Linked DNA regions of Homo sapiens: region 1 is linked to region 2. Evidence: chromatin loops called from intact Hi-C (ENCODE). Cell type or tissue: endothelial cell of umbilical vein. All regions are shown on one strand. Each heading gives the region's core, and the rest is flanking DNA. Links, peaks and the distances in the headings are about the cores only.

Region 1 (5,374 bases), core at 113-5,112, 260 kb before region 2:
CACACCCATAGTCCCAGCAACTCGGTAGGCTGAGGCAGAATTGCTTAAGCCCAAGAGTTTGAGGTTGTACTGTGCTATGATCATGCCTGTGCGTAGTCAATGCACTTCAGCCTGGGCAACATAGAGAGACCCATCTCTTAAAAAAAAAAAGAAATCCATAGCATAGTGAGTTGTTGAAAGTAATGCTGACAATTTAAAATAGTGGGAAAAACTAAAAAAATAAAAACAGAAAAATTGACATATGAAAAAGTGTATTACAGGGATAGATTGTGGGTAATTGCACATAGGTAGACCGTAAGAGCTAACCAACTTTGATGATCATTATTACATTTTGAAGTCCTGCATTGAGATGAATAGTTGCTTTTTTTCTTTTAGGGCATGGCTCTTCTTAGCAAATATGTTCACATTCATTTTCAATGTGGTGTTGCTCTTTTTGAAATTCTTGGCCAGGCACAGTGGCTCACACCTGTAATCCCAGCACTTTGGGAGGCTGAGACGTCCCAAATATGGTGAAACCCCATCTCTACCACCACCATCACCAACAAAAAGTTAGGTGGGCATAGTGGTGCGTGCTTGTAGTCCCAGCTACGTGGGAGGCTTAGGTGGGAGGCTGGCTTGAGCCTGGGAGGCAGAGGTAGCGGTGAGCCAAGATATCAGGCCACTCCACTCCAGCCTGAGTGATAAAGCCAGACTTCGTCTCAGAAAAAAAAAAGAAAGAAAGAAAAGAAATTCTTCCATGATTCAGTATTCCCTGTTACATTTTCCCATCTTTTTTTTTTTTTTTTTTTTTTGAGACGGAGTTTTCTCTGTCGCCCAAGCTGGAGTGCAGTGGCGTGATCTCAGCTCACTGCAAGTTCCCCCTCTGAGGTTCAAGTGATTCTCATGCCTCAGCCTCCCGAGTAGCTGGGATTACAGGCATGTGCCACCACACCTGACTAATTTTTGTATTTTTAGTAAAGAAGGCGTTTCACCATGTTGGCCAGGCTGGTCTCAAACACCTGACCTCAGGTGATCCACCCATCTTGGCCTCCCAAAGTACCCAAAAGTGTGAGCCACCGCAACCGGCCTACATTTTCCCATCTGCTGTGCCATGTTTCTATGTTGTTTTGGGGACTCAGAAATCCATTTCACATGCCCTCATATACAGATCATGAATTTGGTGGAAGCAATACTGGCGATAGGACAGCAACACCATGTCTTCTTATTCTACCATGAACATAATTATTTTCAAACCAGTCAATAACTTTGCTGGCTTCTTCAGGCAAATGAAGCTTTATATTTATTAAAAGCTCCTGGAATTTCATCAGCCAGATGGAATATTCACCAATGCAGAAAATGACGCATTTTTAAACTGTAATTTTTGTTGTCGTTCAGATAAGTGGCCAATCCACTCATCTGAATTTTCCACCAAATGCAAATAAAAACAATAATGAAGTAATAGTTCTGCTTAATGTGGTGCAACTGACATGATACAACTGTCCTGCCTACAACTGAAAATGTTCGAATTCCTTTCTCAGAATTCAGCTTTCAGGATTTTAGTCTTTTGGGGTTGTGATATTTAGGATTTTAGATGGTAGGGATTTTAGATCTTTCAGGATTTCACCATTTGCGATTATGGTGTTTGGGATTTTTTCTTTTGGGATTCTGATTGGCGCCATGCAGAATGCACTCCTGGGAAAAAAGTCTCAGACAGACATCCAAAGGTTGATTCGGCTGTTCTTTTGGGCTCAATGCCTACGGAAGGGAAGGGGAGGAAGCAGGATTGGGCAGATGGAGAAAGTGAGCTGCAGTACAGCTTCAACAGAGAGCCCTCTGACCCTCCCGGGAGCTGCAAAACTGGGACCACCCTGCAGAGTTGTGCCAGCCGGGGCAACGGGTCTGGGTCTTTGTGTTCTCACATTGATGGGTCACAGGATGTGGACCTTTCTGGGAAAGGAATGAGCTTGGGTGAGGGGCTCTCTGCAGTTGAGGAAACCCCTGGTTTTCTGCCGGCAGTGCTTCTAGCAGTTGGGAGAATAAACCCCTCATTCCTGAGGGGAGCCTTGGTGGCCCCTCGCAGTGTTTACCATGTTAAGTAAACATGGTAGGGTTGCTGAAGATTAGAGACGCCACAAAGAGGAGTGGGTTTGGGGAAGGCGATGAGCTCCATTTTGCACATAGTGAGTGTGAGGTGTTTCAGGGGCGTGCACGAGGGGTGTTCAGTGGATAACTTGGTGTACAGGTCTGAAGCTCTGGAGGGAGGTCAAGAATAGAACTACAGATTTAGCAAAAATATAAGGATTGGGTGGAAATCAGAGGAATGGATGGGACAGTTGGAGTCAGAAGGAGATGACACCTAAGTTGACCCATCTGGCAGCGGGTCCTCGGTGCAATCTCACAGGAGGAGGCAGCCGGATAAGATCAGCAAAGAACAGTGGCTCAGGAATTCCCAACTCCGTCAGAGCTATTGGTGATGAATGAGAGCCCTGGCCACACTCGCCCTCACAGAGCTCTCAGGGACCAATGTACAAATCAGGTGAAATATGCACTGCCCAGTGGGAAGCTGAATTGCCCGGGAATGAGACTGCTTCTCCCTACTTCTCGCCTGTCCATGTCCTTCTGTTTCCCCTTTGCCTTGACGCCCTCTCTCTCTCTCTCTCTCTGTCTTTCTCCTCTTTCTCCTCTTTCTCTCTGTCCAGTTCTTCTCTCTCCCTCTGTCCCTCTGGGCCCACTAGAGGGCGGCAGCCCCCAGTCCAGGCCTGGGCGTCCACCCTCCCAGCCTTTGCCTGGGCCTGGTGCTCCCGTAGGGAGCGGTGCCAAGATTGCTCTTGGGCCGTGAGGCAGCTCCTCTCCCAGGACTCTGTCCTGTCCTTATAGGGCTCTCGTGGGTGGGAAATACTGGGTTCAGTAGATAGGGCAGGAACGGCTGCTTCTTTGCCTGGCTTTGCTGAAGCTTGGAGGCTGTGGCCAGCTGTTCCTGCCTTGACAGATGGGAGAGGCCTGGCACCTACTCGAGGTCTCTGAGTTGACAATCACTTTCTCCTTCTTGCTCCTGGGGCTGTAGGGCCACGGAGCTTTCAGAAATCAGGACTTGGTCTTGTTCCCATCATTTGTGTCCCAGAGTGTTCTTAAAAGGATTTCTTTTTTCTTTTTTTAAAATTTTAAGTTCCAGGTACATGTGCAGGATGTGCAGTTTTGTTACATAGGTAAACGTGTGCCATGGTGGTTTGCTGCACCTATCAACCCATCACCGAGGTATTAAGCCACGCACGCATTAGCTATTTATCCGGATGCTCTCCCTCCCCCTGCCCACCCCACAATAGGCCCTAGTGTGTTTTGCTCCCCTCCCTGTGTCCATGTGTTCTCATTGTTCAGCTCCCACTTATAAGTTAGAACATGCAGTGTTTGGTTTTCTGTTCCTGTGCTGGTTTGCTGAAGATAATGGCTTCCAGTTCCATCCATGTCTCTCTCAGGGACATAATCTCATTTCTTTATATGGCTGCATAGTATTCCATGGTGTATATGTGCCACATTTTCTTTATCCAGTCTACCATTGATGGGCATTTGGGTTGATTCCGTGTCTTTGCTATTGTGAATAGTGCTGCAATAAACATACGTGTGCATGCATTTTATAATAGAATGATTTATATTCCTTTGAGTATATATCCAGTAATGGGATTGCTGGGTCAAATGGTATTTCTGGTTCTAGATTCTTGAGGAATCGCCACACTGTCTTCCACAATGGTTCAACAAATTTGCATTCCCACCAACAGTGTAAAAGCATTCCTATTTCTCCACATCCTCGCCAGCATCTGTTGTTTCTTGACTTTTTTTTTTTTTTATTTTTAGACAGAATCTTACTGTGTTGCCAAGGCTGGAGTGCAGTGGCGCGATCTCAGCTCACTGCAACCTCCACCTCCCGGGTTCAAGCGATCCTTCCACCTCAGCCTCCCAAGTAGCTGGGAGTACAGGCGTGTGCCACCTCGTCCAGCTAATTTTTGTAAGTTTTAGTAGAGACGGGGTTTCACCATGTTGGCCAGGCTGGTCTCAAACTTCTGACCTTAGTGATCTGTCCCCCTCGGCCTCCCAAAGGGCTGGGATTACAGGCATGAGCCATCGTGCGCAGCCTGTTTCTTGACTTTAATAATTGCCATTCTGACTGGTGTGAGATAGTATCTCATTGTGGTTTTGATTTGCATTTCTTTAATGATCAGTGATGTTGAGCTTTTTTTTCATGTTTATTGGCTGCATAAATGTCTTTTTCTGAGAAGCGTCTGTTCATACAGAAAGAATTTCTTGACACCAATATTGTCCAGGGTATCAAAGGCCCTGGGCTGCTCCACTCCACCTCATGCAGGACCCTCTCCCTGGGCTTCTTGCCAGGGTGTGTGAGGCCCCAGTGCTTCCTAAAAGGCCCATTGTGACCAGAGATCCAAGGAGCTACATCTGAGAAGCATGCATGGCTCTGTGTTGCTGAAGGCATGGTTAAGCTAGGAGAAACTACATTTTCCCAAATGACGGGGACAAAAATGGAATGATCTTGTTGGGGAAAGAGTGTGCTTGGAAGGAACCCCTGGAACAGCAGGTTGGGGACCAGAGTGCTTGTCTAGAGGGGGCCCCAGCAGCCACGCCTCCCTTCTACCCTCTCCCTCCCCCAGCAGCCCAGGGACTAAGCTGTTAGAGTCCAAATTCATTTATTTTCACGTAGCTATCCAGTCTCCCAACATCATTTGTTGTAAAGACAATTCTCCATTGAATTATCTTGATACCCTTCTTGAAAATCAGTAGATCATAAATATATGAGTTTATTTCTCGATACTCTCAATTATATTCCATTATCCATGACTTATAGTAGTCAGCTAATGATTAGAAAGAGCTTTCCTTGAACACCTGATACCAAAATATCTCCCAGTCTTTGCAGATGGGCTTTTTGTAGGTGTTGGGACAGATCTTCAACATTCAGCCAGGTGGTTTGCAATTGTGCCTTAGCCCTCACCTGCTTGAACAGAGCCTGAGGGGAAGGTCACCCTGACATGGAATTTTAGAGCCTTATCAGGTCTTTTCTGAGCATGCGTACCACTTTAGGTGTGTGGCCTTCTAGATTTCCAGGAATCTATGAGAAGTTTTCAAAGTCCTTATTGCCCGAAGGAACTCATTCCCCTAGGCTTTCCATCCAAGTGCATTAGTTAGTCTATTGTATGCCTTGACTGTTAGCAATTGCTGCCTGCTGTGTTAGCTTGGCTGAGTTCCAAGTTAGATGAGCTAAGGGCAGGCCTTTTGAGCTGGTCTTCCAGGGACAGAACCAATAATTACAATTCTTTGTGTTCCCATTCTGCTCCCTCTGGGACAGTTTGTAATACTGGGAATACAGGCTGTTATTTTCAAGGCTACTGCT
Region 2 (5,374 bases), core at 222-5,221:
GGTAAAGTCATAGTGTGCACATCACAGTGACTGATATTTGCATAACAACTATAGGAAGTGGAAAAGCTGCCTTTTATATTCATATTTCAACTGTTGGTTAAATACACAAAGACCTCTTTAGAGCAAAGTGAATCTGAAATAGTGATAACATTTTACAAAGGAACTTTCCTGTAGTGCTCCATCTCATTTTATCCTTTCAGCCACTGGGCCTCTACTTTACCCCTACTCTACAAAGAAAGAAACAGGCTTGGAGAAGTACAGCAACGCACTCAGCGTCCGCCAGCTGAGTGGCAGAAAGGGGATTTGAACCTGGGACTGCCCATCTTTAACCCTGCTCTGGGGGTAGCCACACATCCTGGGGGTTTCCAGCTGCCCCACTCACTGTCAAACCATACTCTAAGGGGCCCTCGCCTTCTGCAAAGCTGCCCAGGGCTACCCCAGGAAGTGGGGCTGAGGCTGGAGGGACAAAGATCCAGTCCTCACTTGTCCCAACCAGGGGAAATCCTACTTCAGCCTGTTTTATGTACTGGGATTCTGGATGATATTTCTCTTGAGCCAAAGGTTTTGCTACTGAATTTAAAAAGCAGAAACCACTGGTACATCTGTTGTTCCTAACAGCCCATTCATTCAGGCAGGACTTTGTGCAGTAATCTGTTTTTTTGTTTGTTTGGTTTCTGTTTTGTTTTGTTTTTGAGATAGAGTCTCAGTTGCCCAGGCTGGAGTGCAGTGGCACAATCTCAGCTCACTGCAACCTCCGCCTCCCAGGTTCAAGCGATTCTCCTGCCTCAGCCTCCTGAGTAGCTGGGATTACAGGCGTGCCCCATCATACCCAGCTAATTTTTGTATTTTTAGTAGAGACAGGGTTTCACCATGTTGACCAGGCTGGTCTTGAACTCCTGATCTCAAGTAACCTGCCCACCTCAGCTGCCCAGAGTGCTGGGATTACAGGCGTGAGCTGCTGCGTCCGGCCACGGCAGTAATCTGGATGGGGAAATGCAGTTGGCATGCACACTGTGCTGCTGTGATCACTGTGACAGCCTGGGTGGAGTGCCGCCTGCGTGACGCTGCAGGGCAGCTGTGGCACCTGCCTCCTCCTTTCCTTATGGCTTTGGGTCCCCAGCCAGGCCAGGGCTAAGTGCTGCACAGGTGCAGGGTGAGGTCGGGCCCAGCCATCCTGGCTCGTGGCCCCCACATGAACCCCAGGATGGCACAGCAGAGAACTCGTCCAGCAGGTGGGTCAGCAGACGAGGGAAAGCCCAGCCCGAGCAGGAGTTGCTGGGGAGCAGACAGTACCGGAAGTGCCTTCTGGACACGCCCTGTCCTCAGCCCCCTGTGGGCGGCAGACTGTGGTGACGGCTGACCTGCCACTCTCCACACCTGTTTCCTTTCTGGCATTTCCAACACTTTAACAGAATTTGGTTTCTGGGAATTCTCAAACAGGAGCTTGCGGAAGAACCAACTCAAGAGCTTGTTAAAACACAGATTCTGGGGGCCCTACCCAGATCTGAGGGGGGCCTGGAATCTCTATCTCTGCCAAGCTTTCAGTGGCCCAGAATCCCTAGGTGGTCTCTGTTGCACTGGTGGCATCAGGGGAGCCCTGGGTGCCCAGGCTCAGGCTGGAATGAACAAAGAGGTGCCAGGCCCATGCGCAGTGGTCGGGATATTTAGCAAGAGGCACCCTCGGGGAAGCAGCTCCAGGGCACCTCAGGAGGTGGGACTGAGGCCCTGCTGTCCCCACAGAGCTCCCCTCCACGGCTCACCTTAAGGGACTGTCTTGCTGCTAAATCTTGGGTTAGCAAATCTGGGAGCACCTGGCAATGTGCCAGGAGCATTCAAAACCACAGAATCATTCCAGAGAAGTGATTTCATCCAAATATAGAGTAAGATATTATTTTTATACTAAAATACATGTGGTTGTTTTATGAAAGATGAAGCAAAATCCATATTAAAAAACAACCATAAAACGTGGCATTCCAGAGAAACATCCAGCTTCACCACGGAGGCCACAGCACGGGGACCCGGGTGTGGGCTCCCCCTTCCAGGGAGTCTGGGAAGACCAGCTTTGCAGGCAGGTGCATTTGTTCATACAGGAGCCAGCCTGTCCCAAGGACGCTGTGAGTCCTCAGGGACCCAGGGCCTGGAGGGGGTCCCTGTGTGCAAAAGAAGAGGTGGGAGGAGTGGGCCCTGAGGGCGGGGGTGGGCAGGGCTTAGAAAAGCAGAGGGGCCTCCCAACAGAGGGGCTTCAGCCCTTAGAGAACCTTTTACTGGAATGGTACCCCAAAGCCCCCAGAAGCAGCTTCAGGGACCTTGCTCTGGGGCACGTATATAGGGGAAGGCTCCATAGAATAAAAGCTTTGTATATGTAGAAGTTCCTCAGGTTATTGCCTGTAATAGCAAAAACCTACAGAAAACCCCGCCACGCCCACAAGCAAGGGCCTGGTAATGCCACTTACAGCCCATCGAGCTGAGAAACCAGCAGAGGAAGGAGGGAGAGTGCAGCTATTGATCTGGAAGGACCTAGAACATGTAAGCTGGAAAAAAGCAAATTCCAGAACGGCACACAAGACAATCTCATTTTGGCAGTAAGATGTGAATATTCAAAGGTGCATTCAGAAATTCACAGGGAAAGGACTTTTATCTGTGTTTGCAATTTTTCTATACTAATTGTGTGTTATTTGAGTCACAATGAAAAAGGTTTCCCGCAGAGGATTTCCAGCATAAGGCAGAACTATTAGGGTAGAATGTCAATTTTCTCAGCACCGTGACATTCTAAAATAGAAACTTAAATACAAAACAGGGGCGACATGGAGCAGCAATCGGGACAGACCATAGGGTGGAAAAGCAGAGTACGAAAAGGCACGTGCATTGTGCCTGCGGTTGCATGGATGCTGCTGGGACGGGGTCAGAAGAGAGCCCCAGCAGATGGAGAGAGCGGTGGTGTTGGGATGGGCCGAGGTGAGGGCTTTTTCTATCTTTAATTGCTCTCTAATGGTGTAATAACGCTCTCTTGTCCCTAATCAAAACCAGGTTTAAAAGACAAAGAAAAGCCAGGCCGGCCTGGGCTCCGGCTTTGTGCTGGCGACTCCCACCCTCCCAGCAGCCCTGCCGTGGAGCAGCCCTTCAGCAGAGCAGCAGCGCCTCGCCGCGGCCACGGCGGGGAAGGACCGAGGCTGGTTGCATGGAAATGGTGGCCGCTCCAGGAGAGCCCAGAGCTAAGCCCAGACATGGGGCAGGGCAAGCTGGGAAACGGGTGCCGCTGCATCTGCACAGGAACCAAGCGCACGGGAGGGAGAGGGGTGCACAAACAGCCTCCCGAGAAGAACAGAAAGTCCCCCACCAAAGGGCAGGTGGGTGGCACCAAGAGAGATCAACAAGCCCACCTGGGTGTCTGTGAAAGGCCGAGGTGGAAACCCAACTTCAAGGTACGGCTCTGCCACACACACAGCTCTGGAACACACACGGCTCTGGCCAAGATCCTGCTCAACTCCTTCCTCGATTTTACCATCTGTGAAAGGGGGATAATCCTGGGGCCCTGCCCACCTCCCAGGCTGATAAAGACTGGACTGGAGATGGCGTGGGGTCCTGGCTCTGCCATCTGCAGGCTGCAGGAACGTGGACGAACCACCTGACCCTGAACTTGAGTTTCCCACCACACAGAAGAGGCTGATGCCAGTGCAGGCCTCCAGGGCTCCGTTTCTTGACCTGTGCCCACAGTGGATCCTGAAAGCAGTTTGGCGAGTCATGACCTTTCCAAACGTTGAAATAGAATAGAAAATATCCCAGTACAATACACTTAGTAAGGTTTTGTATGAGTTCTGGGAACTTTTGCTTCAGTTTTATGGGATGTTTATACATGTGTGTCCTGGGTCATGGCGTACCATATAGTTTTTACTATGGGTTGTAGCAAGTAGTTTCAGAAATGCTGTCTTACAGATATAATGAGATCATGCAAGCAAATGCTAACTTAGTTCCCAGCATTTCATAAACTCTCAAAAAATTTACTTATTATTCCTGACAGAGGTGATAACGTTGATTCATCAGCACCTTGTCACACGGGTCCTTAAAAAGAAACCCCAGCAGGGGAGGGTCTTAAGCCGGCAGGATTACTCTTAGGTGCTAAGCTTTCCCAGGATTCAGGGGTGAGGGCCCCAGAGTACAGAGCTGGGGAGGGGGCTGCCCCCGCCCCCCCCGCCCCGCCAAGGGGTCCCAGGATAGCTGACACATCTCCCCTGACAATCTGCTAATGAAGTAAGTAGGAAGTTCAAGGCAGCACTTGCCAGCCACAAAGAACATTTTCCTACCCAAAAAAGGAGCCGCTCGGCTAAGTGTGTTCTTCAGCCAAAGGTTGGCACAGACCACCAAAGTCCATCTCGGTTTGGCACTACGTGTGGTTACTCAGAACAACAGAGAATGTGAGTTCAAACAAAGCCTCACCCTTACCAAAATAAAGCCCAAGAAAGGCCTGCCGCGTTGGGCCAGGCTGATAAGGAGTGACTATTACAGGCTTGTCCCCATATCACCCACTACTCTGGCTGCCTCTCCCTCAGGGCCGCTGACCCCACTCAGGGACAAGGCCAGCCACGGAGGGCCAGGAGGAGCGACTGCAGGGCACTTGCTGTGCCCAGGTGCCGCAGGACCCCAGATCTCAGGCCTGTTTCTGCTGCAGCTCCCTGAGCGCCGCGTACCCTTTCCCAGTGCAAATCCTCACCCCTGGACGCTGGTCTCATGGCCACCCTGCAGCCCACCCTCCCATAACCCTCCCCACGAAGAAGGCCTTTCCAGAGTGGGCTGTGATTTTAGGAGAGAATTCTACATGCTGATGAAGTTGAACTTGCTTCTGCCTAATTTCTACTGGGCTCTAATTCCTTTCTGCGGCAGGACCTACACTCATCTGGCGCCCGAGGGCTTTGGTAAACGGCTAAGAGACATTCGTTGTGGTAGAGAGCGGGGAGGACAGCACCCCTGGCCTGGTCTGATTCCACTGAAAGATGGGGCCATGATGGTAGCTGATTGCTAAATTTACATAACTCAGTTCATCGTCACAGGAGCCCTAAGAGGTTGATACGACCATGAGTCCATTTTCACTGAGGAAAACCGAAGAAAAGAGATTGTAAATGGCCAGAGATGTATGGCTGGTGAATGGCCCTGTGTGGAGGCAGGGCCAAGGTGAATGCTCCTGCTATGCAGATGATGCAGCCCAGAGAGCCGCAGCCACCTCTGCGAGTCCCACAGCTGGAAGGAGCACCCAGTCCTCCCACACTAGCCGGACAGGCCCGCAGCCTGCACTACTGAGCTGTCACGGAGGACTCTACCAAGCCCCAGTGCGGAGCCACAAGTGGAGGACATCCTGTGACCCGAGAAGGGAGGCGACACC

What was found. Hi-C counts contacts between places; a loop is a spot of excess contacts. Peaks named below come from ENCODE experiments on the same cell type or tissue, not always from the same donor. Only the 100,000 strongest peaks of a DNase experiment are listed, where the experiment ranks them.
Region 1: it touches region 2 in a loop (6-fold over the local background); 24 of 110 quality-filtered maps call a loop at or near these places.

Annotation. Positions count from the first base shown.
Region 1 is chr2:20,376,491-20,381,864 of GRCh38, forward strand. No RefSeq gene overlaps it. Among named protein-coding and RNA genes, the nearest start is that of PUM2, 28 kb to the left of the region's middle. RefSeq lists an enhancer at 4,795-5,374. In endothelial cell of umbilical vein, for the core only: a CTCF peak has its summit at 2,723 (motif pointing right); a DNase peak (open chromatin) is centred at 2,751; H3K27me3 peaks cover 745 bases.
Region 2 is chr2:20,632,853-20,638,226 of GRCh38, forward strand. The region is part of intron 4 of HS1BP3 (HCLS1 binding protein 3); the gene reads right to left. It overlaps LOC124907740 (a long non-coding RNA gene), which reads right to left. Exons shown (of 2, transcript XR_007086243.1): 1 at 3,381-5,374; 2 at 1,864-2,150. Among named protein-coding and RNA genes, the nearest start is that of HS1BP3, 16 kb to the right of the region's middle. RefSeq lists an enhancer at 2,892-2,941. In endothelial cell of umbilical vein, for the core only: a CTCF peak has its summit at 3,139; a DNase peak (open chromatin) is centred at 3,099; H3K27ac peaks cover 1,801 bases.